Linked DNA regions of Mus musculus: all the other regions are linked to region 1. A link is a loop called in an ENCODE intact Hi-C map of the cell type or tissue named here. Cell type or tissue: left cerebral cortex. All regions are shown on one strand.

Region 1 (8,000 bases):
TCTTTCTCTAGTATAAACTCACGTTGCTCTCATTGCCTCAAGAACAGGCTAGGCTCAGCATTTGTGGTTTTACGCAGCTCTGCCTTCCTTTATATCTTGTATGCTATAGATACACCAAAGTAAGTGTTTCTCTCACTTCTCTCCTACACTGTTCAAGCTGTCACTGCCTGGAACCCTCTGGCTTCACCTCCACCTGCCACGTGCAGTCTTCCTCTTGAAGCTTGCCCTGCTTCTCCTGTGTTCACGCCCTGCACAGTACTATCTCCTCTCCTATGCTTCTATGGTGACTATCACCGTCTACCTTGTGCAGATGCTATTTATAAAGTGTAATCTCTTCCGCTACCAGTTCTGTGGAACAGCATTTTCTGTGAAGATGGAATGCATGGTTTACTGAGCACTTGAAATGTGGGCAGTGCAACTGTGGGTATGAATTTTAAGTTGATTTAAATAATCACAGGTGCTTGCTCAATCAGAAAGCACAAAACCACATTAAAATGTTCTGAATGGCGAATTGAATTTTATCCAGTTTCCTGTAGCTACTACAAAGAATACTTGGAAGACACAGTCTGCCCTTATTTTCATTAGTCTTGTGGCTAGAGGGGACTATCCACCAATTCTATAAACAGAAATCATAATTATCAACTATATAAAGACATTCCTAGTTATTTATGTTCCAAATCAAATAGACTGAAAATGTTAGAAAACATACCCAGATAAGCCAAACCTCCAGTTTGTTTGTAGGGAGAAAATAAGAGGAGGGACCATCTATCTGGAGCGCATTAAATGCCTCCCCTTGCTGAGCCAAGGAAGCCCCTAGGAGTTGAAAGGCCTCCTCTATTTTGCTGCTACTGCTGTGCTGAGGCGGAAGCCCAGGGCCTCTCACAGGTGTGTGTTCTAGCACTACAATGCATCTCTAGCCCAGGTTGGCTTTCTAAAAGTATTTGTTTTGAAATAGTGTCAAACTTATCAGAAATTGCAAGATCTTTTAGGCTTAAGTGATTTTGAGAACCGGGCAGATGTTACCCGATAAAGGCCAAGCTCATAACCAAACTTTCAAAACATTTTGAGACACTACAAATGCCCTAGATTCATCAAATATGACTTTTAAAATGCTTCTAATTACCAATATTTAAAACTTATCACCACTCTCTGTATGTGTATGGCAGATAGGAAGTATACATCCACACAGAAAAAGCATATAGAATATACATATTTTTTTTTCTGAGCCACATGGGTAAAGTTTTATACATTGTGTTCTTTTACCTCTTTAACCCTTCAGTGTGTTTAAGAATATTGTAATGAAGAACAAATTTCAGAAGGTTAAAGATAACATAATACTTACATTGTCTCTGTAGTCCTAACTTTACCTAACTTTACCCAGTTATCCCAATACAAACTACTTTGTAACCTTTTCTTTCCCAGCAAGGGATCCGCCTTGGGGTCTCATGTCGCATTAGGATGTCATGCTCTTTAGCATCCTTTAATCTGCGATCTTTGATTCTTACAAGATCCCAGAAGGGGTTTGTTCTGTTTTGTTTTTTGTTTGTTTGTTTTTAAAGGCATTAGTTCTTTCATAGAGTTTTCCTCTACATAGCTATCTGGGGCTTTCTCTTCATTAGAGATCCAAGCTCTTCAAATTTGGGCAATGATGTACGATTATATCTTCTCTTCCTTTTCTCAAACCCATTACATTTGTTTATATGGAAAATATATTTCTATTAAAATGTGTACACGTACATTTCAGAAAACAAATTTTGAACAGGAACTATTTTTTTCTTAATCCACTTCTATTATTTCAGCAGTATATGTTCGAATTGTGCCTCAGTTTAAGAGAAGTACTGTTTATTTAATAATTTCTTCAATTTATCTAAAATCATTACACTGACTATGGAAATAATTCCTCAGAGAACTGTAGTATTAGGGCTCAATGGCGTCTGTTACTGTGAATTAATGAAAACAGCATCTACTATGTGAATTATAATTTACTTTTACTTCGAACACAGAAAAAACACTTTTTCAAAGTATATACTTTTACTTTCTTAATGTCAACCGAGAGAAAAATTTAAAAGTTCCAATGTTGTAAATCATTAGCACTCTGACTTCTGGCGGGCTAAAAGTTTTTAAGTAGAGCTAAACCCCAATATTTCAGGTACTTTGTAAAACTGAGTGTAAAAAGGAAGTGAAAGGGTTTTAAGTGTTTAAAAAAGGGGCTTTAAAAACAATAAGCAATAAGCACCTATGGAGCTTATACTGATAACAGAATAATAAAAATAGTCCTTCCGGATTTTTTTCGGTAGTATGAATTTCTTCAAGGAAGAAACTGGCAGCGATATGCACACTTTGGACAGGGTCAAGAAGAAGAAAAAAAAAGCCTTTTTTTTTTTTGCCATATGAAACCGCCAAGATTTTAAAATATTTTACATTGTGAGAAACATCTGAACGTTGACCACCACCACCCAACCCCACCCCACCCCGAGGGAAAACGAAGCACATCTTTAAGAAGATAGAAACCAGAAGTGTCCCCTCCCCCGCGTCTCCCCTCGAAGCTAAAGTGTCTTTGGCTCTGCTTCTAGGTCTTCTAGGAACGTGCAGTTACAATCGCAACGACTCGCTTGATTCTTTAGATCGTTCTCTCTGCGGGCCCCCACTGCTGATCAAGGAAAGTCCAGCGGCCGAGCCAAACTCCGCTCGGGTCCCGCGGCTTCCAGGACGCGTCCCGCACCGCCCGGTCTCCATCCGACCCGCCGTCCCTCCCGGGTCACCCGGTAGCTCGCGGCCTGGGCGCGGCCCGGCTCCAAGGGGGTGTGTCCGGCTCGCGGCCCCGCAGCCCCGCAGGCCCGGCGCTCGCCTCCGCCTCAGGCCCACCTGCCCCGCGGCCCGTCAGGGCCTGCAGGGTCCCGCCCGTCTCCCCGAGCTGGGCCGCCGGCTCGCACGGCTCGCCCTGCTCGCACAGCCCGCCACCCGCTTCCGGAGCCGCGAGGCCCTCGGCGGCGCGCGCACCGCTCGGCTCCTCTCTCTCTCCCTCCCTCCCTCCCCGTCCGAGCGTGAGGGACCCGCGTGCTCCTCCTCAGCCCGCGCCGGGACGCGTCCCCTCCGGCCACGGCGAGCCGGGAGTGGGGACGGCGGCTGGCGGAGGTGGGGCGTGGACAGAGCATCCCCGCCACCCGGCGGAGGGAGGCCTCGTCACGGCCGCCGCCTCAGATCTCGCGGTGTTTGCCGGCCGCCGCGCCGCCATATTGTGTGGCCGTATTTTGATGCGGACTGGGCTGGCGGAGCCGCGGCGCGAGCGGGCGAGCGAGCGAGAGCTGGGGGGGTGGGGGGAGGGCAGGCGAGCGGCAGGGGGGTGGGGGCGGAGGGAGGCAGGGCGGCCGTGCGAGCCGGAGCCGAGCAGCGGGCCGCGGCGACGCCGCCCCGGCCATCGCTTTGATCCGCGGCAGGCGCCGGCGGCGGGGCGCCCCAGGCCGACCCCCTCCCCTCCCCCTCAGCCGCGAGCGGCGGCGGCGGCCGGAGGGAGTTGGCGGCGGCCGGGCGGAGGGGGCCGAGCGGGGAGGGAGGGAGGGCTGAGGTGTCCCCCCTGCCGGGTGGAATCGGCGCTGGCGGCGGCCGCGGTGACGACGGGGGAGACGGCTGCCCAAGTGGGAGAGGCGGCGGCGGCGGACGAGGAGGAGGGGGAAGCCGCGGCGGCGGCGAAGGGTAAGCGGACGGCGCTGCGGGGCCTCGGCGGGATCCCTCCCCACCCCCCACCCCCCCCACCCCCAGCCCGGCTCCCCGCGCCTGCAGCGGCTCGGGGACCGGCTCTGCCTGGCGCGCGAAGCCCTAGCGGGGCGTCCGCGCCTTCCTCGCCTTCGTCCGCCGCTCCGCCCGGGTCCTGCCCGCGGTGGCGAGGCGCAGGGAGGCCCCCCAAGTCCTGCGGGGAGGGTGGGGGCGGGGAGCCTGGGGCCTGGCCTGGGCTCCGGGGCGTCGGGGGAGGGGGACCGGGCCTGCCCCGGAGCCCAGCGCCGGAGAGAGCCGGGGGTGGGGGTGCCTTGGCCCCCGGTCCGCCCCCAGGCCTGTGATCTGGAAGTGGGAGGGAGGGAACCAGACGCCTTTGGGGGAACCCAGGTCTGGATAACGATGACTTCGGGGCCCGCGAGTTAAGGGAGAGCCGGGGAAGTTAAGTGCAGGGTAAAGAGGAAGCACCTCTCTCGCTTTGCTTTCCGATTTTGCTTGTCTGCAGCCTTCTTCCAAATGGGCAGCACGCCCCGCTGTGAAGAGGTTGGGGCCCCCTTAGAGTCCACAGGACTACTCTGATTTTCTTGCCCCGAGATAGTGGTTGGAAGAGGAAGACTTAACAAGGGTCCCTGGGTGTTGCTGACAGGTGACAGGTGGATCTGTCTGTTGCTGATGCTGTAGAATCCTTGGCTCATAATTGTAGGCCGAAAGTGTCAGGGAGCGTGTGAGTTTGTATTTACGTGTTTGGCCAAGTTTCATTCCATATATAGTATATTTGAGATGCTAAGTTTCCATTCAAGTCAGCTTAATTGTTATGGAGGAATTCTTCAAATGTTTCTGATAAGAGGGGTTTTCAGGAGAGTGGTGGAGACTTGCAGCCTCCTGGAGCTTTTATTCGAGTCTCCGTGAAGTTCGGGTTCCCAAAAGCATTGCAGGCTGTTGGTAAATGGGCTTCTAGTCATTGGAAAGTTCTTGGACACAAATGCAGTATTCGAGGCAGCAGCCAGACACTCTAGCTTTGCATCCATTTTGTCAGTGCTGGGTAAGTTAGTAAAGTGCCAAATCGTAGGGTTAGGTTGATTGCCATTTTATAAAAGGAATGGCTTTGTGTCCTAGCTTACTCAAAGGAGATGTTGCTCATGAAGCAGCTTCAAATTTTGCTAGGAATTTCACTGGGTACAAAAGAGGGTTGTTTGTTTTTTGTTTTGGTTTTTTTTTTTTTTTTTTGGTTTTTTTGTTTGTTTTGGTTTTGGTTTTGGTTTTGGCTTTTAGTTATCACTGTTTACCACACTTGGTACAGCAAGAGTTTTGATGCCTTTTCAGAAGCATCCTTAATGTCTTAGTAAAGGTGAATCCATGATTACTTTTAAAACTGTACAACTTGAAACCTTTTTGAAACCATACATATTTCTAATAAATGAACAGTTGCCTTTTCTTTTACTATATGCTTTAGCTAGCTACTTTAATTCCAATCCTTAGGAAAAAATGTCAGATTCATGAGTTGGGTTAGTATCCAGATAGTCCACGAAGGCTTCTGCAGCTTTTAACACGTGTGTGGAATGAATATGTTGAATGGTGGTACTATCTGTGTATTAGCAGGAAATAGAACAAAAATTCCAGTGATTCAGAACCTCTGCTTGCCCCTACACCAGTGTGTAATAGAGAGTGCTTTATGTTTTCAGGCTTAAAGAATCAAACTGAAAGTTGAATATGGCAATTATTATGTTAGCCACTGAATATATGCCATTGCTTCAACTTTCTTTTTGTTTCATCAGATAGCTTTTTCTGAGTTAGAATGGTTTCCAAAGGACACTGGGAAATACCACTATTCAAAATGTTCTCTGTGACCTCTCATAATAGAACCTGTGTTTGTATAATTCATAAGTAGATGAAATGATCAACGGTGCAAATGACAATGCTTCTCAGGGAGCAGACTTTAAGTCAGCTGTGGAAAGAGGTGCTTACCTTTAGCCAAGGCTGTGGTAAGATGTGTAGTTACCACACCTATTTAAGTGAGGCAAATTCTGCATAGTTAGGTGCGCACTGCCCAGACTCCCAATTATGTCCCTACTGAGTGTTTTATGCTCTGGCAAAGGTCTTAACATGATTGGCTTTGTGCCTTGACAGAAATAAAAGTTTTATTCCTCTTTTATGTAAGGAAAATTCCCAAAGAACTGGTTCAGTGAGCCACCTTCATTTTGAGAACTAAGCATAAAGTATAGCAGAGATTGCTTGTTTATGAGGCATGCGGTAGTAAAGCTCCAGTAGGATGGGTTTTCTAACCCTGAAGTTACACACACACACACACACACACACACACACACACTAAATGCTTATTTTTATGAATATCAGGATACTTTAGAAAAGAAGTTTTGCCTTCCTATATTTTTAAAAGTTCCTGGAAATATTTATAATGTAGATTATAAATCATAGAGTAACGTTTACATTTCATTATATCACATGCCTCAGAGAACAGAAGTAATGCTTTTTGTTTTGATTGACTTATGTTGTCTTTCTTTTAATAAGAACTCTTTAAATCAGGATTATGCGATAATAGAGACAGGTGTGCCGAGGAAGATGCTAGTAAAGGATTGGATGAGCAGTTTGCAGGAATATGGAAGTGTGGGGAGTAGATGGCTGCCAAGTATAGCAAAGTAACTGCTGGACTGCATTGAGGAGAGTTTTTTTCTATTGATGGGTGCTCACAAGCTGTGTGTGTCTTCACTTAACACTGTATTCAGATAGTAAGAGATTTGGAGATACTGAAATAAAATGAAAATTAAATATATGTTCACATTATTGACCTCTGGCTTATGGTCCCCTAAGTATTTGCCAGTATTTTAAAATTTTATGTCCAAATTATTCTGACCCTTAAAAAGTCAAGAATACACACTTACTCAGAAAGGCAAGCCCTAAGTACTCCCGGAGTTGCTAGGTACTGTGCATTCTCTTTGGTTAATCACTAAACTCAGCTGTGAGCTTGGTAACAGAGGCCAGTATTAAGGGGAAGACTCTGTCATTTTCTGAGTATCCTCATCTCAGAGCAGCCTGTTTATTACAAGTGGTGCTTTACCCACACTAGTCTTGTTTTTTGAAGGAAATGGGAGGGAATTACATATTTCACTTAGATTTTCTTGACTCTGAGGATTGTTAGCTGACAAGTTGATGTTTGAAGATTTCTGTAAGATATTTTTTAGGTTTTGCCAGTTTAAAAGTACATTAATTCAAAACTTTATGTAGATCCCTATCTCTATCTCCCAGTGGTGTTTGATAAATAAAGTTTTGCTGAATGTGACTATTTTATTGACCCTGTTCATTTTGTTTGTTTGTTTGAGATGGGGTCTTGATTTGAGCGCTGACCTCAATGCAGTGCTTACAGGTATGTCCTTGCCCTCCCTCATATTAATCAGCAGTTCCATTGCAGAAGTTTTACTATACACATAGTGTCCTGGTTAGGAATGAGAGCCGTGCTACTGAGCATCAAATCCCTACGGGGTACCAAGTTTTCATTCACTTCTCAAGTTTTTATTAAGCACTGCTTGTAGTGTCTGGGACACCTAAATCCTGAAGATGTAGTACACTGAACACAGACAAAATTGTTCTCATATAGTTTATAGGTAGAGATGTAATGAGTGAGTAAAATGTGTCTGGGGAAAACACAAGGAAAGAAAGCATGGAGGCTGAGCAGTGGGCATTGTTTGACCTCAGCTCTGCAGCGAGTACCAGTCTTGATTTCAGAAAATAGAACTATCCAGTGACATTTTTTTCTTAGACTAAGAATATCCTTTATAACTTGGAAACAAAATTGTATTTGTGCTTCAGAATTACAAATTGTTACAGAATTTCAATTAGTAGGGATTTCCTATTGTTAGTACTTTAGAAAGCTACTTTGTGACTCAGTAGAAAATTCTGGAATTTACCACCCTTGTTTGAATCCTAGTTTTGGCCACCTTCTACTTTGCCACTTGATTTAGAGCCAGTTAAGACTTCTTAGCTTCTCTGAACCTGTTTTCTAATCTGTAAAATAAATTGGCTAAGGTTTCTGCTGATAAAGTAGTAAATTTAAACACAAGTTGTGAGCAGTAGAGTATGTATACTTTGTGCCATTTTTGTTTTCTGCCTTTCTGGAGCTCTGCAAAATAAACATGGCTGAGTTGGTAATTGCAGCAAGTTCTACCAGCACTGTATGGGCATTGTTAAATCCACATTTCATTTGGCTACTTAGAGCAGCCTCGCCTGTAGTATAGTGTCACTGGGCGCTTTCTGGAGAGTTGGTTTGTGTCATATCT
Region 2 (8,000 bases), 54 kb after region 1:
GAAGGGAGCTCTCATAGTCAGACTTGGAGACAAGCAAAGTCATGTATGTCTGCTGGCGTCTTTGACGTGCTCTGTGTGTGAAGGCCTACCTTGAGTTTTTGAAACCTAGTGAGAGAAATTTTTTTCTTTGCCAAAGAATAGGAGGAGGCCTGAACAGGACAGTGTCTGGAAGCCAACTTTAGAAATGACAGGAGCATGTGCCACCACCCTAAGACACTGACGCTCTATTCCAGGTTGAAGGAACTCGCTGAAACCTTAGCCAGGGCCGATGAGGTGGCTCAGCAGGCAGAGTTGAGTCCCCAGAATCCACATGGTGGGAAGAAATGACCAGTTCCTGGTAGTTGTCTTCTAACTACTCTACGTGGGTATGGTGTGCTCATAAGCACACACATCCACATCCACACAAACATAGAGTTCAAGGTAGCAGCTGCCTTCTGTTACCATGTCTAACATACAAAGACCCACGTTGTAAGTTTTTGTAAACAAAAATACATTTTTAAAGTCACCATTTTTACTTTTTATGTCTTCTTTTCCAGACAGGGTTTCTGTGTAGCTCTGGCTACCTGGAACTCACTTTGTAGACCAGGCTGCCTCAGCCTCCTGAGTGCTGGGACGAAAGATGTGCGCCAACACAGCCCAGCACTTTGTAGCTTTTCTATACAAGGTCTTGCTGCATAGTAGCCTAGGCTAGCCTTAGGCTCATTGTCCTGCCTCAGCCTCTCAAGGCCTGTGTGCACTGTACCCAGCCATTTGCCTGCTTTTAGTCCATGTAATGTGTGTCTGGGTGCAGGGTGTGTGAGTAGTGCCCACGGAGACTAGAGGTATTGGGTCCCCCAGTGTGAGCGCCCTGAGGTTCCTCTGCCTTGCAAGGCCTTTTTCTCCACAGCACAATTAACACGTGAGATGCCCTGCATTTTGATTTTGTCAGTTACCCTAAAGACTTTTGTTTGTTTTTGTTTGTCGAGGCAGGGTTTTTCTGTGCAGCCCTGGCTGTCCTGGAACTCACTCTGTAGAACAGGCTGGCCTCGAACTCAGAAATCCGCCTGCCTCTGCCTCCTGAGTACTGGGATTAAAGGCGTGCGTCACCACTGCTGGGGTCTACGGACATTTCATTTCTGTGGATCACTTGGTGTTTTAGTCACGGAGACTGAGGTCCTCTCAATGTCAAAGGTGGGTTGCTCTTCAGAGATTGTGGGTGGGGAGGGGTGTACATGGAGGCCAGAGGACAGTCATCCTCCAAGAGCTGGTTTCCTAGCACTAAGTGTGGGCCAGCACACCTAGATGCCGGGTGGAGTGGGGGTAGGGGCTGAAGTTGGGTTCTCTTAGGGAACCACATTACCAACAGCTGTCCTCCAGCCTGCTTTTTTACAGAGATATTTTTTAAATTTTTTTTAATGTCAGGGTATGCGTATGGGTGTGCATACATGGGATAATGTAAATGTGGCCTAAAGATCATGTGCATGTTTCTGTTGCTTGTCCAGCTGTCTAGGAAGTATGTGTTTTATAACAAAGTATAACAAATTACTTCTCCAGGATGACAGATGCTGTATTCAAAAGACACTCTGGGGATTGCCCACTTGCACTTTCGTGTGGCCTAAAATCCAACACTCCCTTGCCTCTCGCTGCAGATTCCCTCATCTCCTTTCTCTGCTACAGACAGCCCCACCTGGGAACCTAGCCGCCATGGGTTCATAGGCTTGTAACTGGCTCCCCACTCCACGCCTGGGACTTAACCTGTTCCAGCATTGTAGTACGTTACAGAAGAGGCAGAGAGAAGAGCCAGAGAGAGTGCCTCGTCTGCAGGTTCCTGTCTTCGGGGGTCCACTGGGCTTGCCTTGCTACCTCGGCAGGATCAATTCCATAAACGCCTCTCTGACTTCTAAGTCGGCCTTGTCGCTTCCCTGAGAGACCTTGCACATCTCCACCTTTGCCTTGTCTGCCCTGGCTCTCATTCAGTTTAACCAGTCAAGGACAGGGCCAGGATTGTGAAGTCACTGGGCTAAGGAGATGGCTCAGCGGGTAATGCCAAGCCTGGGGACTTGAGCTCCATCCCTGGGACCCACATGGTGAAAAGACACACTGACTCCCCAAAGTCACTCTGACATCCCATGTGTGAGCACACACACACCACATAAAGTCACTCTGACATCCCATGTGTGAACACACACACCACATAAAGTCACTCTGACATCCCATGTGTGAGCACACACACGCCACATAAAGTAACTCTGACATCCCATGTGTGAGCACACACACACCACATAAAGTCACTCTGACATCCCATGTGTGAACACACACACCACATAAAGTCACTCTGACATCCCATGTGTGAGCACACACACACCACATAAAGTCACTCTGACATCCCATGTGTGAGCACACACACACCACATAAAGTCACTCTGACATCCCATGTGTGAGCACACACACACCACATAAAGTCACTCTGACATCCCATGTGTGAGCACACACACACCACATAAAAGTTTTTTAAAGTGGGGAGGGCCTTCTATATTGCACCTCCCCTCATATCCCTGAAGTGTTCTGACAACTTTATGTACATGTATTCTGATAGAGTACACACACACACACACACACACACACACAAGGTAAGATGTCAGCTGGATATGTAATCAGTGATGTGCCCACCAATGCACAAGACCCTAGATTTATTCCCTGGTGGAATAAGGGACATAGAGACTGATAATTGTTGATGGTGGTGATTTGGGGGGGGGGGGGTTCTTAAGTTTTCTGAAGTAGGGTTTCTTTGTGAAGCCCTGGCTGTCCTGGAACTCACCCTGTAGACCAGGCTGGCCTCAAACTCAAGAGACCACCTGCCTATGTCTCCTGAATGCTGGGATTAAAGGGATATGCCAACTATTTCTGGCAATGGTGATGACTGTTAATCTGAAAGCCAAGCAATGTTTTCAACATCTATTCAACTTCACCAATGAGGGCAGCCTTGGAGCTTCATGTATTTCCCCATAGTAGCTATCTTATAAATGATAGGTTTCCAGGCTAGACCACTAATGGAATGCCGATATAAGTAGAGTGGGATCCATAAGTGTAAGGATGGCATTCACCAGTAGTTAATAATTAGTAATTATTAGTTAATTATTAGTAATGTTATTAGTTACACAGCTTGTGTTGGTGAGACGTACGTGCCTGTGGATACTCTAAAACATCACAAGACGCCATTTGAAATTAAGGTCCCTAGGTTTTGTTACGTCAAATTGATTTTTATTTCAAAGCTGGAAATTGGCCTTTTTAAAGAGAGGGGTAAAGAGAATTAGAACAGAGAGGGACATGAGAGGATATTTTTACAAAGAAGACTCACTGGTCAAGAAAAGAGAAGAAAAAAGCTTAATGTCAAGTGTATGATAACCCTGTCATTCCTGTGTCCCAGGAAAGACAGAAAGATGGGTTTCAGACAAAAACAGCAACCACGAGTGTATTTGTACATTGAGTCCATGTAACCAAGACTCCATGTAATATGTGACATGAAACAGGCCTGTGGCTTATTATAGCAGTTGGCTTGAAGTCCTAATTGCTACCTTTGTGGTTTCACTAAGTCTTTGCCATGGCCTTGTGCTAACCTGCCATCGTGGTCTCGGAACAGGGCAGCACGTATGCCTTGTGAATCTAGACAGCCAAGCTTTACTGAGCTGATGAGAGGCACAGCTGCCAGTTCCCTGCATCGAAGAGGAAGTGAATTTTGTCATGGTCCTGAATGACCCAGAATGTAAGTCGCTACATTTCTAATGACCAGAGTACACTGTTTTTAGGCTTTACTCCTGCATCCCCGTTAACTCCAGCCTGTCTCCTCTCTGTCCCTAGTCAATAATGCACTTGTCAGAGAGTGTGCTGGCTTCCTGTTTGAGTTCTGAAAGCCCAAATGCAAGTCTCCAGCACAGAAACCTGACAACCCTAGAATTCGATTCTGGCAGAGCGTTGGTGTGCCTAGCAGTAACCATTCCCTGAGTGGGATGTTTGATTACATAATGCCTCACTGGCAGCTCCTCCAGGTTCTAATAGGCACGATACTGAGAGGCCAAGAAAACGCTGCCTTTCATCCTCAAAGAATATAATTGAGTGGTAGCGTTTTCCTTCTTCCTACTCTGGGCAAAGCAACTATGTCTTCCCTAATACAATCTGTTCTCCATTTCTGAGGGCCCAGCTGTCCCTACTATACCTTAGAGATTACTGCTCAGCAAGGGAGTCGGTGTGCTGGTTTACTCGGGAAACAGGCTGTGGCTTGGTTTCTGGACTTGCACACACTGTGTGCTTCAGATTCCTTGCTAGAACATACAGGAGCTGTTCCATCAAGGGGTCATCAAATAGTGGTCCGCCTGGGCCCAGCTGACCTCCAGTTACCCTGTCTGGTGGCTGTCTGTTTCTGTTTCTTTTTCTTCTTCATCCATACATTTGTCTCCAGGCTATTTAGTCATACATCTAATGTTTTCAGTTAAACGTTACTCTTTTTGGTGTGAATATTCCATCCTACAGGGGTTCTCATCAACATATCTCTCGGCATCTGTGTCACCCACAAGAACCAAGCACAGAAAGTGGCACTGCTTCTCATATCATGTGCGGTGAGTGACAGTTTGGGCCTTGATGCTGAAGAAAGAGCTCTGCATCTGAGTTCACTGTGGGGTTTCTCACCTGGCAGCTGTGTCCAACCCGGGCCTGAAAGGCCACATGAACCCCAGGATAACTAAGAATGGCAACCAACACAAAACCATAAACTTACTCAAAACATTAGGGAGCTGGTTGGTTGGTTGGTTGGTTTGTAACTCAGTTTTGAAGTTTCCAGACGTGAACTTTGTAGATGACATGTCAAGATGCTGACCACTTAAGTGGCCATGATCTCAGCTGCTTAGCTTGGTAGTGAAGGTGCCAAGCATAAGTGACACATTCCACAAAGTTCTCTCTCACCCAAAGCAATCACATTGGCAGACAAGCTGGGCACGGACGGGAGCTGCGTTAGGTACTGCTGCCTCCCAAATATTAGCTCATGTAATCCTCAGAACTCAAAGAACAGACATCATGCAGAGTTGAAATACGGAGGGACTGGGATCACAAAGTATAGCACCTGGGCAAGAGTTGAAAATCAACTGGCTCCACTCATGCCTTCAACAGCTGTGAGGCACTGCCTTTGAAGAAATGAGAGGTCGCCGCCCGAGAGGAAGATGTCAGCTCAGACACAGACTCACACAAATGTCAATGGCGGCTTTACTCATAGTTGCTAAAAACTAGAAATAACCAAATGCCTCCATCAAGAGGCAGGTGTAGATTCTGGAACATCTATACACTGGAATGCAGCTCAGTACTACAAGGGCAGAGGCGGATGCAATGTCGATAGGTCTGCAGTGTGTCGTACTGCATGAAGGTGGTCAGACACAGAAGACCCCATCTTGTCTGGTATCATCCGCAGGAAAGACAGAAATGTTCTACAGTGACAGCAAGCTGAGGCTAGAAGACGGGACTTGCTGCAGAGAGAAACACACAGACTTTGGGGGTGATTAAAATGGGCTACATGCTCACTGTAGCAAGGTTATATATGAGGAGAGAGATACTCACTGGCCCTTAGCGATACTCACGGGCCAGTGAGTTCTGGAGACCTGAAGTCAGTCTCCAGTACCCCCATGGCAGAAGAGCACTGACTCCCTCGGTGATGTCAGAGTTAGGGTGTCCATTGCTGTGAACAGACACCATGACCAAGGCAATTCTTATAAAGGACATTGAATTGGGGCTGGCTTACTGGTTCAGAGGTTCAGTCCATTGTTGTCAAGGTGGGAGCATGGCAGCGTCTAACCAGACGTGCTGGAGGAGCTGAGAGTTCTACATCTTGTTCCAAAGGCATACAGAAGACTGGCTTCCATGTGGCTAGGAGGAGGGTCTCAAAGCCCACCCTCCACAGTGACACACTTCCTCCAACAAAGCTATACCTTCTCCAACAAAGCTATACCTCCTAATGGTGCCACTACCTGGGCCAAGCATATACAAGCCACCACTCAACACACACAAAGTACAATATTAAAAAAATGTAAACTTCATGGAGGGAACATACTATCCTATATAAACTATATAGTTCGCATGAGTATATCTTTTCATATAGAGTCCATTCCATGTGCTTTAACACAATTAATAACATTTCTCACAGTTTTAGAAGCTTGGGAAAGCCCAGAAGCAAGATAACACTTATTCAAGTTGGGTAAAACTGTTACAGAATCAGACTCTTCCTGCCTTACCCTCATAGGGGGGACGTCAGGCTTCTGGGCCTCTTTATATTGTTTTACTCTGTTGGTCTTCCTATGTAGCCCAGGTTGGCCTCCAACTCACTATCATCCTTAGCCTGCCGAGTGCTGGGATTATGTGTTTCCGATCCATGCCCCTTACAAGGGTCCACTCCCATTCACTCAGCCCTGTGACCTAATTACCTTGCAAAGGTCCCTCAGGAGCCCTGGTGATCAGATTTCAAAGCCTGACTTACAATAGAGACACAAACATTAATCCATAGTGTATAGAAATTTAAAACCATAAATATTTGTTTAAAAGAAGCTTTAGCAAAAGAAGTGCCTACTATGTAGAACAAACACCCATGAGAAAAGCACCTCCTTCCCCAAGGGAGGGAGGGCTCAGAAGCATACAAGTCACCAACCAGAGATCCCATAGGAGTCAGAAAATAGAGAATAAGGCCCCATCCAATGGACAACTAGAAAGTACAATCACCCTCCTGCCGAGGAACAACCTGATCTTTACTGTCGCTAAAATGTCTTATGTAAAACTTCACTTGAATTAATAGTACATAATAGTACATAAACCACTACACACACACACACACACACACACACACACACACACACTATGCCTTCATGAGTTATATCCAGTTTCTGGAACTGTCCACATGAATACTGTAGCAAATACCCAGATCCCTGATCTCCTGGAACCTTAGGCTTCCACTCACACAGGATTGCTCTTTTAAATCAGGGAAGGAGCCTCATGACCCCAGTGTAAAAAACACTGTTTTAAGTTTTTCTTTCCTGACCCAAAATCCTGTAATGACTACTCTAAGACTAATTATTTATTATTAAATGCCTTGGCCATCAGCCCTGGCTCACTCCCTGACTAGCTCCATTCAAATTACTCTGTCTACCACTTAGTTGCTTACCTCTCCTCACTCTCTGCCCCTCTTCCTTCGAGTCTTCCCAGCCCTCTCAGCATCTTGCTCCAATCTCCATCTCTCTATGCATCTCCTTTTATTCTCTCATTGTTTCCCAGAGTCCTCTCTGTTCCTGCCAGTGTCCCACCTACTATTTTCTGCCTCAGCTCGTTGGCTATTGGCTTGTTTATTGACAGGTGATGCTTATTACAGACTCTCACCACAACTGGGCTCATAATCCTACACAGCCAGCCTTGGTTTTTGCCAGGGGTGGGATATGAGAGATGCTCTGGGCCAGGCATCAGGCATTCTCAAAGTTTGGATTCTCTTCATAAAGCTGTTCCTCACCTTTGGCTCTTCTGTTTCCAGAGTCCTTCCAAAACACAAAAATTGGTCAATTTTCCTATAGCTAAAATACCATCAGCTACGCTCCCTAAATGATAGCCTGGAGGCTGCCCAGCAAGTTCCCAACCATGATCAGATGGTTCAGATCAGTAGAGAGCTATTAAAAACGATGAATTCATGAAATTCTTAGGCAAATGGATAGAAATAGAAAATATCACCCTGAGTGAGGTAACCTCTTGCGCGCGCTCGACTGGCCAGGAAGAACGACGCTGCAACAGGATCCTTCTGCACACGTTTATTGGGAGAGCTTGATTGTAGAGGCGAAAAGACTTCGAGCCCAGAACTGGTGCTGCTTTTATAGGCCTAGGAGGGGCGTGTCTCACACCCGGATTGGTTATACACTAAGCCTCATTTGCATGTTCCTCATCTGATTGGCTACTCTCTCTCAGTACCTTACAGAACCTCATTATCATACCTCATTTGCATGTCTCAC
Region 3 (8,000 bases), 290 kb before region 1:
AATGAAAATCTAATTTATCTGCATGTAAGAATGTGCCTGAAAACCTAAAGGTGAGCCCTGCTGAGAGCCTTCCTATCAGAAAATCGGTTTGAAGAGCTAGACGTATAATGAGTCTTCAATAGCTGGGCTTTGGAAGTAGAGCTCCCTCTGTCCTTCTGATAACAGACACATGCAGGAGTTTACCGAGTCTATTGAATGGGAAGGGTGTCAGCATGGTGCTGTGTCTGATGACTGCTCTGTGAGACACTGTGAGCCTCCCTCTCTTTGTGCAGCCCTAGAGAGGGTTTACCCTACATTAGAGTCGTAAAGGAAGACTTCAGGCATTCTTATGTGGACCCGTCCTCTGTCTGTCTGTCTTGGCTCTCTCTCTTCCTCTCCTCCCTCTTCCTCCCCCACCCTCTCTTTGTAAGTGAAGGAAAGACAGGAGAAAGAGAGGAGGTGGGGATAAAGAGCTGACTGAATCTTGGTGACACATATTTATCCAGACATCTGTTAAATGGCAAGATATGAAGCCATTTACATCTGTTTTTAAGCTGGACAGTAGTAGCGCACACCTTTAATCCCAGCACTTGGGAGGCAGAGGCAGGCGGTTTTCTGAGTTCGAGGTGAGCCTGGTCTACAGAGTGAGTTCCAGGACAGCCAAGACTACAACACTGTCTCGAAAAACAAAAAAACAAAACATCTGTTTTTAAACACATATAAGCCTCCAATGACAAGTGTATCCAAAGGGGCATGCACCTAGCTGCTGCTTGAATTAACTTTCTATTTTCTTCAGCTAAATGGATGGCATCTCTGAAACGGTGGGCCTTGACCCCACGATCTGTAAGCACACTCACTAAAGTAGAGGAGACCTGTGAAGATTGGGTCACCCTTAGCTCTTTGACCTACAGCTACCGTCTTCCCACCAGTAAATTAAAACTCTTTCCCTTTTGATTTTGGCAGTAACGATGTGGTAAAGTCCTCAGGAGGAGTCAGGGACATCTGGTATTCCTGTGTAGTAGGATGAAAAGCTTCCAGAAGCCTGGTGCAGCTGCTCCATGGGGTTACGTGGTGTGGTACATCGAATCTGTTTTCAGGATGCATCTGGGGTGCCCTAGCTCTTTTCCAAGAGCAAAGTGATAAAAAAAAAAAAAAAGAATAATTCCTGGCACAGAAGGGGTTCCCAAGACCCCTGCTGTCTGTTCTAAACTCAGTTACTGAGTAGAGATTGTGGCAATACAATTTATGACCCCAGATTAGCTCTCTGCTGATGTGAAGTGTGTGCATGCATGACCAAATGAACTTCGGACGGAGAGTTCAGCAACTTCTGTGTACTGTGGTGGCTTGGCATTGTCTTCTGCTATTCCCTTACAATGACGCCGAAGGCCAAGGGAGCAAACGGTTCCTCTGTCCTAATAGTCTCCGCGTCCCCCAAGGTAGAGGATGTGGGTTAAGCAGAAACTCCTGACCAACCTCTTGTTCTATTTAGACTTCTGCAGACACAACGTGCAATATTGCTCTGTCACCATGATGCATTGGTGGGTTAAAGGTCAGACAGGTGAAAGGGCGTGTAGCGCTCTTCTACCTGTCCACACCAGAATGCCTTGTTCTCGTGGACGGCACACTAGAATCCTGAAGCTTCCCCGTATGCAAGAATTCTAGGGCTGATAGCGCAATTCGCTGGTCGAGCTCTTTCCTAGCAGGCCTACAGCCTGGCTATGATCCCCAGATCCTACAGTCACACTATTCGCGTTGCCTCAGCTGTCTGCAAGCAAGAAGAGAAAGAGCCAGTGGTCAGCCCTCCTCTCTTTACTCAGTCTGGGACACCACCCCACAGGATGGTAGCGGCCACCAGGAGATGGTTTTCTCTCCTCCATTGAACCTTCCAGGAAGCACCTTCAGAAAACACCCAAACGTATATTTTCATGATGACCCAATTCAATCAGGTTTACAATGAGATCATCACACACCCCTTCTTCTTTCTGCTAAATCCCCATGATCTTTACTTTTTACCCCTGCCCCCTTTGAAAGAAAAACAGAAGCCAACCTAGAGAAGTCTATAGTCCCTCTGTACGAAGCCCCTTACGATGAAGGGAAGAGAAAGACCGCGGTATTTCTGAGCCATGAATTTTAATGTGTCTGTGTCTCCTTTCCTCAGCTCCCAAGCCCTGAAATGTTGGTTCAGTGGGAGAGCATTTGCCTACGATGCTCACAGTGCTGAGTGTGATCGCCAGTGCCACCAAAGCAAGCAAGCAAGCAAACCTAGCATACTGTGAGCTGACAGAAATTTCTCAGGCCTCATTTTGCATGCTAAGTTGCAGGGATTGATGGTAACAGCTAAAATAAATAAGCAAGTTAATTTAAAAACAAAGAGCACCTGACTATATGTAATAGAAGCAGTTCTGGCGGGACCAGTAACTGAGTTAGTCTTGTTCAATAGTAACCAAGTTAGTATTGTTCAATAGCGCCACCTAGCTGGTGGACGGAACTGTGTGGCCTGGTGAAACCCATAACTTTCCTTCTTCAAAAGCTTGAGAACTCACGTGTCCTCTCCTTTTACCTTGTGTTTGAAATGCTTTCCATTACTAGAATTACTTCAGTATTCATCTTCTTGTTTCCATTGTAATTATAAGCCCTGGGGCATGATGGGAAACTCAGTAGGCATTCAGGGGAGGCTTGGGGAACACAGTTGGCAGCCATCAAAATAAATTCCAAACCATCTACTCAAGTACTAACCTCGCAAACTAAGTCCATTTACAAGGGGCTGTTTTAGAAAATATGTTCGCACGTTTTACAGGTAAGGATGACAAAGGACACGTCAAATGTTGTGCCAGCTAGATTTTTTGCTTGTTCATTGTCTATAAGTGACCGCTAGACCCCCACCCCACCCCTCAAGGTCTTTGATCAGTATTACAGTGTTTGTGAGTTAATTTGCATTGCAGTATTCAAATGAGAGCATTTGCTAGAAGTAACAGATGCATAAAAGAAAATTTTTAAATGGTGTACCACACCATTTAAAGTCTAGTTTTTACCAATCTAGAAATTAAAGAAAAAAAAATCCAACAGAATTAAAACAAATACTGAATGAATGCTTGGTTTCTATATAACCAAAGTCATTCTTGAAGTCTGGAGAGATGGCTCAGTAGTTAAGAGCACTGAGTGCTCTTCCAGAGGTTCAGAGTTCAAGTCCCAGCAACTACACGGTGGTGTACAACCATCTGTGATGGGATCCGATGCCCTCTTCTGGTGTGTACTTATAAAATAAATGAATAATAATTATTTTTTAAAAGTCATTCTTATGAAAGAGTGCTAACCTGAGCCAGGAAGCTCTCCTGGCATATTCTCTGCCCTGGGTCAGATGTGTAGCCTGAACAGTGACATTCTTACTGTGTGACCTTCAGGGTTTGTCTCGCTGAGATCTAAGGTCTCATGCGGTGTGCTTTTGAGCTCCTTGTTCAGCCCCCAGTTCCCACAGTCCTCTCGTAGTCCTGGGTAGTCCACAGTGCCTTTTGTGTGGTGATGGAGATCATCCATCTGTATCTGCAGCCTAGAGAGGGCTCACTGTCCAGAATTCTATCTTCCTTGGGGCTGCTGCTACCAGGGTGATCAAGGCAAAGATCTCCCTGCTGGTCATTTCTAGTCTTCATTCTCCATGCCATCTGTGTTTATCGTGGTGGTTAACTAAAGGTTGTCAGAAGGCATGGTCACTTATTAGCAGTATGGCCATGGCAAGGTACCCACCTGAAGCCTCAGCCTTCCCCGTCTGTATAATGTGCATAAATGTTACCTATCTTAAAGGGGCAGAATCCATAGTCCTTAAGATATATTGAGCATTCAGTGATGAGCTATCATCAGGCATAGCTGTGAAAAAACATGACTTTAGATTTCGCTGTAATCTCTATAGCCAGAAAAGGAGGGAAGCGTGAAGGAAGGCAGAAGATGAGGTGTGTGTGTGTGTGTGTGTGTGTGTGAGAGAGAGAGAGAGAGAGAGAGAGAGAGAGAGAGAGAGAGAGAGAGAGGTGGGACGAGCAAATGGGCAAGACTAAGAGAAGAGGAAAGGAGGAGTGTCATCTTAGCTCATCAGTTACAGCTGATCTGTGACTATGGCCCTTCTGCCGTGAAGACATTACACTTCTCTATTTCTGTCTTAGGAGAAGGGGAAGCATTCTCTTCCGGGGAATTTTGTGTTTCTCAAGGGAGACCCTTAACTGGAAACACTGCCACACTGACATGCCTGATCAGCAGATAAAGAGCACATATCATCCAAGTCAGTAGGAACTTGCTTAAACTGTCTGAATTCTTACCAGAAATGTCCGAGAGTTAGGACTTTGAAATGAAGTCCACCATTGAGATTTGACTCGGGACCAGTTCCCCTTAACTGGTGCTGAATTTTGGGTCTTGCGGTGTACCTGCCATTTAATAGATAATGCATGCCCAAATGCAAATATTTATTACAATGATGATGATTTTAATGAAGGGAGATTCACGGTTTCTGTCTTGCTAGTTTGTTTTCCATAGCCAAACATCCATCAGAATGTTAAGGCACTGTTAGCCTTTCTCCAGCAGGGGGCAGCATTGCTCTATTTTCTCCAGGAGATACCCATGGTTTCCAGTCAAAACTCAGCCCCTGCAGAGCAGAGGAATCATCCTTACTGTCTGAACATAGATATGCGAGCCCAGTTCAAACAACCTGAAATTTCACTAACTTTAGACATCTAACTTGCATTTTATGGGAGCCACTGGTATTGGAGGTGTAGGAGTTCACAATCAAATATGTTCATCTCCAGTTAGTCTCTATGTGATGTTTATGCACACATGTATATGTACTGTTAGTTCAGAACACACCTATCTACAATTCTAAAATACCCATATTAAACAGGTGCTGCCTTTCATCTTTCATTTCCATTTTTATTTCATATTTTCTATTGTTGCTGACCTAAAACAAAAGCTTTGAAAATTCCTGGAACCTTAAAGTAATTTAATAATGCCAGAAGAAATTAATATAACTTCAGAAGCCAATGAAGTTCTTTAGATAATTATCATTGCTGATAGTATGACCCCTCTCTTCTCATGCTTCATCTCCTATCCATAGTCTCCAGATAGTTTTCACTAGCTCAGTCCTAAGCTCAGATTCTAATAATATTAACAGTGGATCACATGTGGGTATGTATGTGTGCGTATTTGTGTGTCTCTGTGTGTGTCTTTGTATGTGTCTGTGTATCTGTGTATGTCTGTATGTGACTATGTATGTATGTGTGTCTGTGCATGTGTATGTCTATATATGAGTGTATGTGTATTTATGAAATCTGTGTGACTGTGTATGTACGTGTGTGCGTGTGTATGTCTGTGAGTCTGTGTGTGTGAATGCCTATGTATGGGTCTCTGTGTGTTTGTCTATATATGAATGTGTGTGTATGTCTATCTGTATGTGTCTCTGTGTGTGTCTATATGAGTGTATATGTCTGTGTATATGTGTATCCTTTTGTGTATATATATATATCTGTGTCTACGTGTGTCTATGTGTACCTATCCAAGCTCAAACAAGCAGACTCATGATCTATCCTTTCTTGAGTATGGTCCTGGATCACAAACCTGCCACAGCGTCTAAAGAGGGGTCATGTGCATCGAATTTCAGAAGCTCACACAGCTCCACATAGCCAGCCTTGCTGGGTTTTGAGTGAATCCTCTAAGGTGAGGAAGCAAATCTTCTTTCCCTTTCCTAAACAAGGATCCTGGCTTTAAAGGGGCCGTAACCCTCGCCCAGTCAGCGAGTCCCATGTACAGTGCTACGACCCCAAGTAACAGAGGTGACATTCAAGCCTGAGTTCCCAGAACCACCACAAAACACCACAAAGCCGAGTCCTTCTAAAAAATCCTCCTCACCATCACGGGCTCATGGTTGTTACGCGTTCACGGTGTGTTTCCACTGAAGGCGAAAGCTTGAAGACAAGATCTGTAAATGGTCGCAGTCAAAGTAAAGTTTATGCAAGAAAACCACAAGGAAATCATAAGGTCTGAGGGTATAGTTACCTGGCAGCATGAAGCCATGGGTTCGAGTCCTAATACTGGAAGAAAAGTAAACAAGAAAGAAATGTCCACAGGTCACCTCTGGTTAAGCCACTTTGAAAATGTGGCACCTTCTGATGGCCGAGGGAGATAGAGGGAAGTTCTAGATCCTAGGTACAACCGATGACGCATCAGTGGCTGTGGGGCAAAGTGGAAAATTCCACTGCCTGGAAGAGCTTCTCTGCCTTTGCTCTCAGAAGCCTGGAGTGCTATATTTAGAGAATAGATTCCTGCAAGGGCTGATGGGACCCTGTAACTGCAGCCTGGCACCCCAATACAGCTTATAGGACTGTTATCTTATGTGCCTGCAGTCTCTATGCATATGTTAGGAAAGCTTAGATGAGAGCCTAACTCGGGCACACACATACACACACACACACACACACACACACACACACACACACACACACCACACTGGGGCTGGGGGGGGGAAGGCAAGTTTCCTCTCTCTGTGTGTTTTATCTGCTTCCTCTTGTTGCTTGTTTTATTGGAAATAGCACCGACCATGACTATATTGTTTTCAAACCTAGTTTTCATTTGCTTGTCTGCTGCTCTTGCTTTAAGGCCGTTCTTCCTCTAGGTTAGAGTGTCTTCTGTGAGGTGTCTCTACAGTGATGGCGACACAGAGGACTCAGCTGAGAACATTGATTTTTCTAATAATATTGAACACGTTAAACATGTGTAGATATAAATCTAGATATCTGAATTCTGCCAGCCCTGGGACAGGGTGGTGTGAAAAATAAACCAAGTACAATAGCATCCCTTAGTCTGGAGTCACATGACTCCAGTAGGGGTATTCAGGCCCTGGCTTAAAGGTTGTGTAGGAGTTTGTCACATGGGTGTGGAAGCCTTCATGGTATGCAAAACAGAGCAGGTTACTGCAGCCTGCAGCGGCTCATGCCTGCTGGTCCTGACTCCCCGAGTTGAGCCCAGAGTCCTCTCAGGTTCAGTGACACTTCTCTTTGCCTCAGTCTGTACAAGGCCACAGCATCTACCCTTCCTGTGATGTAACATAGACCCATGTCATCCACACCAGTCTCGGGTGTGCTGCCCTGCCCGCTTCCTATCCTGACTGGAGAGGCTCTCGCTTCCTTTCAGTGCTTGGGGGCAATTCCCAGTCTTGAGCTTTTGCACCCAAAGTTCTTCTCCCTCGATGTCCTTCCAGCTTCTCTGCCTGCACCCATCAGTTTCTGTGGGCCTGGCAGTGACTTCTGGGATTTCCCTCTCCTCCTCTAGACGCCAGCCAACGACCTCCAAAATTGCCATGCCCAGTGGTGAGGGAATTGAGGATTCCCTAGCTGCTCCCATCCCTCCCTGGCCTGGTCCTCTAGAAACCCTGGGATCCTCTTCTTAGACCACTTTCTTCTAACCCATCCTTCATCCCTGGGCCTTGATCTTTTCTGGGTCCCAATTTTCCCTTACAGAGAACCCCAAATGCACACTCCACCATACCTTCCAAATTTGCAGTGTTCTGGGAAAGTTTCCCCGTTTATGAGTCGTTTCCCCTAATGAAAGCTGTCTAATGGCAGAGAAGTGGAGGAGATAGCAGCCATCTGTGTTCTGAGGTTATTTTCCTCTGCTTTAGAATGTAATGGCTTCCACCCCAAGTTGTTTTCAATCACACTGACAGTCGCATGCTTTGCACTGCGTGAGATGATGACCAAGGGATGACTTTATACCTCATACGTTACAATTGTAGACTTCCCTGCTCATTTACAAAGCTGCCCCACTTCTAAAGCATGAGCCAAGATTAGACCTGACCCTGGAGATGGGCAGCTGATATTAATAAGGCCTTCCTAGTCTTCTACCATTCATGGCCTATGCCACAATGCCTCTACCCACCCAGGATGCAGATGGGGCTCTTGACAGAGAACTTGAGGACTGTCTCTGTACTCTGGGCTGTGGCTTTACCCCCTTCACTGGCTCTGCATAGAGATCACATCCAAGCACAGAGG
Region 4 (8,000 bases), 270 kb before region 1:
GTATGGACTTTTTATCATCATTACGAACGTGACTCTCCTGGCACTGTGTTTACCACCTTGTGCTGGTTTCCTATTCAGAGAGATTTAGAAGAGCTGAAGCTAAGACCCAGGACTGTGGCAGCGGGGAGTACAGGCTCTCGTGGGGCTACCACTTAGGGCCTATTTTGAACTTTGTTATTTCTTCTGAAACTGGTTTAGAAGGTCCTCCTAGATTATTTTCCATTTTTGTTGTTTTCTGTTTGTTTGTTTGTTTGTTTGTTTTGGGTAAATTTTACTCCTTGCTAAAGAAGTAGTGAGAACCAAGGAAAAGGGGATCACTGGTTCACAGGCATACTTTAGAGTAGCAGGTTGTCTCTGAGCAGATGGGGCTTTTACATCTGTGATATCCTGTGAGAAAACCCTGCTAATTAAGGGGGAAGTCTGCCATTGTCTGGATAGCTAGCCTTCCAGAGCTCAGTGCTATCTGGAGGACACACTTCATTGACCTTTACTGGGGAGTTCAAAAAGTCCCCACATTGCCTCTACATGCAGAATGGCACATAACCTTAGTTAAATTACAGGTTCAACTTCTTTTCTCCCAGTAAGAATCCATTCAGCTAGCACCTGAGATTCCTGAAATGCTTTGCCATGCTAATGCTTATAGCCTAAGTCTTTGCCCATCCTGGATATTTCTACCCCCACCACCTCCAAACCCCCCAAGTTATATAAGCCTTAAAAACCCAAATAAAGTGAATTTGTCTCCCTGCAGCTGGTCCCGGTGTCTCTTCTTCACCATACCTACTCACAGGGCTTCCAAACACAGCCCTCATCTGTTGACTCTTTTCTCTTTGCTCTCATAGACAGATATCAGCCGACAATCCCTGAGGGCAGGGGGAGCCATAATATCCCAACATTCTAGAATTCTAGACACAAGAATGGCAAACAGAACACTTACTCAGAAGTACATGTGGATACCAGGAGGAACCTGGGGACACTGACTTCTCCTCTGATTGGCTGTGTGCCCTGGGAGGGGACCAGGAAGTACTAGGAAATCTCACAGTGTCTTACTTCACAAAGCTAGCAATCCCTGGGAGAATAGAGTGGGATCTTGGGAGTGGAGGGACTCCATCCCAGCTTCTTCTCCGTGGTTACCTTCTGAGACTTCATGCTTTCATTTAAGGAGGTGCAGATGTCCTTCCGGCCCATCCCTTTGCAGTCACCCAGGCTGGGAAGCTTACAATCTTTTGATTATACCTTGAAAGAAAAATGAATGTTCTCAGAAATCTGCTCAAGAACTTTCTGGAATCGTTCCCTGCTCTCCATAGAAAACACAGATGCCAGATTGCTAGGCATGTGGCTGTCAACAACTCTTATTTCCTCCAGGCCACTGTCAAGAATTATGTGATAGAGATTTTTTTTTCTCAAATCCATGCATAGCTTTAGTGCATCTATAATACAAGGGTCTGGAGTACATCTTCACAACACTATTTATGGATCAGAGTCCTGTTTGGGGGAGGGGAGAGCAGAATTCATGGGTAATCAAGTCTACTCAAAGACCCCTCTTGGTTGGCAATATGCATGTTATCTGTTAGCATAGGCTATCCCAGAGCAGTCTGTTAGTCGTTCAAGCCAACCTCTATTAACCCTCCTACAGCCTCTGACAAAGCCAGGGCTAACACACCCTTCAGTTGGCCTTGCAGTAGCTGATTCTCTGGAACTCTGGTTCATTTGACCTTGACTTTGACACTCTATTGGGAAACTAAAGATATCTTTCATAAAGTACTACTTCTATCTCTGAACTTTCTTCTCCTAGCCTTGGATTTGTAGATACAGAGATCAGACACAGGCTCCATAGCCAGTGTACTAAGATTTTAACCTATGGTTTCTAATTCTTCCTAATTTTTATTTTTAGTTACATTACTCCTTTATTCATTCATTTAGCATCTGTGTGCACATGTACTCATTCTGGTACATGTGTGGAAGCCAGAAGTCAACTAGTGAAGTCAGTTCTCTCCCTCCATTACATAGATCCCAGGAGGTGGACTCAAGTCATCAGTCTGGGCTGTGCTCTCTCCCAGTTCTTAGCAGCTGTTTAACCTTGGGCAAATTCCTTAGTGTCTCTGAGCATCTGTTTCCTATGAACAAACAGAACAGATAACCTCAGAGATGTCAGAAGGAATGGTGGCAATAATGACCTTATGTTGGTAGTAGATTACCCATTTGATGCCTCCTGATTTGAGCATCTTGGCTCCTTGGTTAGACTTGGTAAGGAATTCTTTTCCTCTTGTGTTATTTTGAAACTCACCTTTGAAAGTAGTAACTGGAGTTATTTTCTAATACAAATTCTGAGGTCACATGAAGTTGACTGACCACATCCCATGGCAGATCCCCATTTGCTCTTGTTTATTTTAAAAATAAACCTAGAGTAAAAAATACATGTACCCCCGATCTCAGATACAAATTGAAGCCAGACATTATTTCCACACATCTGTGAAATGGAGCAAGCAAGCCAGTGGTATGACATGGTGCCTAATGCTTAACCATGTTTTACTAGTCATTGCTAAGGCTGAATTAACGGTGACTTGGAGAATATGTGACAAATGACGCTGTCATGGTAGCCTCTGCCTCTTTAATGTTCTCCATCAAGGATTCTTCATGCTCATGTGAGGTAGTCAGTTAGAGAACACATCTTCAGAAGGATTTATGGGGCATTTTAAACACTCAAAGTCCTGGTTTTCTGAAATCTAATCTTTTGTGCTCTCTCACCCACTTTTCGGGCTGCATGTTTCAAACTGGCTCAGAATTTCTCCTTAATAATTCTAGCCCTTGAGAGAAATTCAAGCCCCAAATTTCCACTTGCAGTGTGGGCACCAAACTTTGCTTAGAGAGCAACATCAACCACCACAGAAATGCAAACCCTGAGGAAATCCATATTCATGCAGATGGATGGGGGAGGGGCTGTTGCAAAAAAAAATGGCATTTTTCTGAAGTTACCATGTGCTTTCATTACTTAAAATGATCCTCAGGGTCATCTGGAAAAAATAAACATGAGAGACCGAGATGGCCAGTGATTTTTCGTTTCTTTCTTTCTTGTTCTCTTTTTTTTTTTTAATTGAGAAGAAATTTTGCCCTAGAAGATTCCAGAATACTGGAAAGCTCCTGTTTTAAAATACTGGAGGGGACACAGGCTCCAAGGGTGAGCAGAGCGAGGCAGATGGCCATGTGAAAGTGGTGCCTGGTACAGTAAAGAGCATCCAGCCAAATGAGTAAACAAAGAAGAAAAACACATTGACTAATTGCTCTGAGAACGAGTCCTCTCATCCTATGCCAGGAGCCTTAACTCACTCCAGATGGTCCAGCGCTAGAAGCTCTGAAAATAGAGCGTTAAAAAAATACACAAAAGTATAAATGACAATTTTATTTTGGTGATGGGGTGATGCTAAGTATTTGTTAAGCAGAAAAACAATATAAAAAGGAGCCAGCAAGATGCTCCAGTGAGTAAAGACACCTGCTGGTAGGCCTGATGACCCAAGTTCAAGCCCCAGGACCCACAGAGGAAGCAGAGATACAGGAACCAACTCCTACCGGTCATCCTCAGATCTCCATAGGTCCCTCCTCCACTATGCATATGCATAGATGTGTATGCATATAAGTTTATGCATATGCAAAATAAGGAAAATGAAAATTGAAAACATAAAACATTTTTTTTTTTTTTTTTTTTGGTTTTTTGAGACAGGGTTTCTCTGTATAGCCCTGGCTGTCCTGGAACTCACTTTGTAGACCAGGCTGGCCTTGAACTCAGAAATTCGCCTGCCTCTGCCTCCCAAGTGCTGGGATTAAAGGCGTGCTCCACCACGCCCGGCCAACATAAAACATTTTAAAAAGTCATAAAAGACATCTACATATAAAGAGAGTATTTTAACTGGGCTTCCCATTGCTGTGAAGAGACACCAGGACCATGACAACTCTTATAAAGGACAACATTTAATTGGGCCTGGCTTACAGTTTCAGAGGTTAAGTCCATTATCGTCATGGTGGAAGCATGGCAGCATCCCGGCACACATGGTGCTGGAGGAGCTGAGAGGTCTACATCTTGACCTAAAGGCAGCCAGGAGAAGATTGTCTTCTGCAGGAGAGGACTGGAATTCCACACTGGGTGGGGCATGAGCATAGAGACCTCACAGCCAACACCTTCATTAAGGCCACACCTCCTAATAGTATCATTCCCCATGGCCCAAGCTTTCAAACACGTGAGTTTGTGGGAGCCAAATCTATTCATGCCTCCACGGAGAGTAGCATTTATTTAGCATGTTTAAATGTGTGTAAGTAGCAGTTATATGTGCAACTATGATGCATGACACTGTGTTCATATTGATCGTATTATTAATATATGATCTTGTGATTCTAAAATCATTAACAGATAAAGGTAGAGAAAAAGTCAGGTACTCAATAAGATACTGAATAATAATCCCAACCTCAGTAATAGTATTCTTCACTCAGCTTCCTTTTACTATTAAAATGACCTGAGATGGCCAACTACTAACAAGTACAAAGGTTTGTTTGGGCTCAAGGGTTTAGCCTAAGATCAGATATCAGACGGGAGGTGTTAGCACATCATGGCGAGAACACCTGCAGAGCAAAGTGGGTCACCTCATAGCAAAGAAACAGAAGAGAGAAACAGACTCCCATTGGCTCCTGAACAGCACACACCCCAAATCCTCTCTCTAAGCCAGTGGCTCTCAGCCTTCCTAACGCTGTGACCCTTTAATACAGTTCCTCATGCTGTGGTGACCCCAACCAAAAAATCATTTTTGTTGCTGCTTCATAACTATGATATTGCTACTGTTTTGAATCATAATTAAATATCTAATATGAAGGATATCTGCTATGTCACTCTAAAAGGGGTTGTGACACAGATTGAAAACTGCTACAGGCCCTCCTCTTTAAATCTTCTACCTTTTCCTTTTAGCACAGGCTGTTTAGAGAACAAGTCATAGCAGATATTCACATTAAGAATGCAAGCACATTGTCTATTAAACTGTTATTATTCATTATACAAGTGACTGCTAAGCAATATAGAAGTCCCTGAAGGGAAGAAGGCAAGAAAATGCCAATTTAGTAGCCCACTATACAACCTGGGGGAAAAGAATATGGATATGTATATTACGTATACATATAATGTACAGGTGTATATTAATATACATATTCAGAATATGTATATTAATAATATATTACTTAATTGATTAATAATAACTTATTGCTAACATTGTTAGTTTGGAGTTTTTGAGATGGGTTCTTATGCAATCCCAGCTGGCTTCAAGCTCAGTATATAGCCAAAGAAGTATAGAATTCCTGGTCCTCCTGTCTTCACCTCCTAAGTGCTAGAATTACAGTCATAAGACACCACTCCTTGCTAAAAGTAATTTGATGCTGTATAACATGAGCCTTCAAAATGTCTATAGCTGGTCAACTGATGGAAAAATCCTGGATCTTGATTGTGGCCCTGGTGGTTGATGATTATAACAGCTGTGAAATCTTATCAAATTGTATTCTTGTGCTGTGTTTATAGCACATACACATATCTTTAATATCTTAATTTATTCAACTTCTTGATGAAAAAATACCCGTATACCATAAGCCATTCAAATCAGATAGATAGATAGATAGATAGATAGATAGATAGATAGATAGATAGAGATAGAGAGAGAGAGAGATAGATAGATAGATAGATACATACATACATACATACATACATACATACATACATAGAGAGAGAGAGAGAGAGAGAGAGAGTAGATGCCAGTTGCATTGAAACTACCATGATATTCTCATTATAGCTTGCAATTGTAAGGCAAAACCAGATTTAACTATCCAACAATAAGAGGTTGGGGGCCAGAGAAATGGCTCAGTAGTTAAGAATACATCCTGTTCTTCTAAAATATTTTAATTTGATTCCCAGAGCCTACTCAGAGGGCTCATAACCTGTAACTCCAGCTGCAAGGGATCCAATGACTTCTTCTGGGCATCCATACACACACACACACACACACACACACACACACATACACACACACACACACACACATACACACACACACACACACACACAATGGGACAGTGGTTAAGTAGATAAGATGCTCCAGTGTGAAGAACATCACACAAGTAAACTAATAGAGCATGCTTTCCAAAGCACATAATAACATGAGTGGGCATGGGACATGTGCTGTAACAAGAAGCAAGCGAAGAAAGGACAGCAGACAGTACTTATAGGATGGTGCCATTGCATTTGAGGAACTGTGTAAGCACAAGACAGTGATAAAGTTGACATACCTCAAAATGCTTGGACAGTTAGTCATACATATGTTTGTATGATAAGGTTACCAATAATTCTTAAGAACATTTCCAACTCATATCATAAACACACTGAATGTTAAAGGTGGGGAAAGTGTCTTAGGTTCAGGAAAATGATTGAATTTTCTAGTCAAAGTGACATGAAAGCAAGAGGAGAAGGCCCTGGGTCCCTTGAGCAATGATAAGGCACCCATTATTCTGTCCCTTCCCTGCCCCTCTAAGCCCCTGCATGGTAGGCAGTGTTGACCAAGAAGGCCAGAGAAGAGCTCAGTCATTCAGATGCCAGCCTGGGTTCGACTTGTGGTTTGTCCTGCTGCCAGGTTCTCTCTCTAAAGATTACTAACCTTGCTTCCACAGTGTTTCTTTTGTCCACCAAGGGGACTGCCAAGTTCTTATCAGTGGTCCTTTAAAAACCCACTGTGAGATATATGTGCACCAGCACATACACACAAGCAAATATGCACACAGTCCTTCCTGCTCGGCATATAGGAGGTATACAATGTAATAGCTATGTAAGTTTCAAGCCCTGAAAAACTAGCATGCTGTCTCTCTCTAATCTCTAGTTATATTGACATTATCTTGCTGTGATAAAGACCAAGCATAAAGTCAAAAAGCTTGACCATTCGGAGCAACTGCACAGATATATTGGATGGTTTCATTATATGAGGGAACACATAGATCATTTCCATTAGTGCATAACTGCCCTTAATTGGAGAACAAAATGCCTTAACTCTTTGGCAGCTAACGTGCTCACCTTCTAAGATTAAAATACCAGGATCGTGGCTTAGCCAAACCAGATGTGAGCAGTGCAGCTGTTTTCCGTGTGAGGGCCAAGACTTAAGCATGCATCCTTTATTTGTTTTTAATTGAGTGATTACAGGTGGCACCTAATAAAGTCTCCTTGCCGTGACATCCAGAGGGCACTGATTTATTAGGTTTGGTAGGTGTGGACAGTCCAACTTGTGCTTGCGTTCCATAGCCCAATCCTGTAGGAATGCTGGAATGACATGTGCCTATTTACTGTTCCCGGTGACTGATGAGGCTCCTTGCCGAGAAGAAAACACCAGCATGATTCAGGAGTGAAGTTAGGCCTCGTTGATATCTTTCCATAAAGTATATTTTCAAAATTCCTTCAAAATTAAGTGACCAAAATAAAAGCCAGGAACTTTTCTTTAGATAGAGGTAAGCCACTATCACTATACTCCCTAGAGAATATACGTCAGTATTCCAAGTTTTTATATGGTAAATGACTAATTCTGCAAAAATGCTGGAAATCAAGAGATAAGAGAGAAAAATGGTGTGTGAGGGGGGTTGGAATGTGAGTACCAACATGTGTCCTCCTGACTCTTCTCCACCCGGTTCACTGTTTCTTAAAGATCCAGGAACCTCTGCATCTTAAACCAGAGCTAGGGCAACAGCTGGTCCTGTGTTTTAGCTGGGTGGGAGGCAGCTAAGATGGAGGTCTCGGTTCCCCAGGGAAAGATGATGGGCTTTGGAGTTGATGGGAAGGGTGAGTTCAAAGGCCAGCCTTCATGGCATGATGTGGATTCTACAAGCTGGGACTAGGCAGGCAGCAAGCTTTTCCTTTCATGGTCAGTGAAGCCCTACTGTTACCAGAGCTGTAGGTCCTACACAGCCATATCTGTGGGAAACGGTTATTCTCGAGGTTA

Evidence for each region. Peaks named below come from ENCODE experiments on the same cell type or tissue, not always from the same donor. Only the 100,000 strongest peaks of a DNase experiment are listed, where the experiment ranks them.
Region 2: it touches region 1 in a loop (2.1-fold over the local background); 9 of 42 quality-filtered maps call a loop at or near these places.
Region 3: a loop joins it to region 1, with 2.8 times the contacts of the local background. A loop is called at or near these places in 2 of 42 quality-filtered maps.
Region 4: it touches region 1 in a loop (2.5-fold over the local background); 2 of 42 quality-filtered maps call a loop at or near these places.

What each region holds. Positions count from the first base shown.
Region 1 is chr10:7,951,494-7,959,493 of GRCm38, reverse strand. Tab2 (TGF-beta activated kinase 1/MAP3K7 binding protein 2) reads left to right here and starts at 3,371. Exons shown (of 7, transcript NM_138667.3): 1 at 3,371-3,693. In left cerebral cortex, no CTCF peak of the experiment used is centred here; DNase peaks (open chromatin) are centred at 3,579, 4,121, 4,356, 4,616 and 3 more places; H3K4me3 peaks cover 3,359 bases; H3K27ac peaks cover 2,340 bases.
Region 2 is chr10:7,897,117-7,905,116 of GRCm38, reverse strand. No RefSeq gene overlaps it. Among named protein-coding and RNA genes, the nearest start is that of Gm24726, 53 kb to the right of the region's middle. In left cerebral cortex, no CTCF peak of the experiment used is centred here; a DNase peak (open chromatin) is centred at 3,986; H3K27ac peaks cover 1,251 bases.
Region 3 is chr10:8,237,004-8,245,003 of GRCm38, reverse strand. The region is part of intron 7 of Ust (uronyl-2-sulfotransferase); the gene reads left to right. The region is part of intron 2 of 4930573G07Rik (a long non-coding RNA gene); the gene reads right to left. Among named protein-coding and RNA genes, the nearest start is that of 4930573G07Rik, 32 kb to the right of the region's middle. In left cerebral cortex, CTCF peaks have their summits at 2,462 and 4,535 (motif pointing right); DNase peaks (open chromatin) are centred at 2,447, 4,563, 6,232 and 7,633.
Region 4 is chr10:8,223,471-8,231,470 of GRCm38, reverse strand. All of the region lies in intron 7 of Ust (uronyl-2-sulfotransferase), which reads left to right. It overlaps 4930573G07Rik (a long non-coding RNA gene), which reads right to left. Exons shown (of 3, transcript XR_003948827.1): 2 at 1,132-1,233. Among named protein-coding and RNA genes, the nearest start is that of 4930573G07Rik, 18 kb to the right of the region's middle. In left cerebral cortex, a CTCF peak has its summit at 3,480; DNase peaks (open chromatin) are centred at 1,177 and 3,327; H3K27ac peaks cover 637 bases.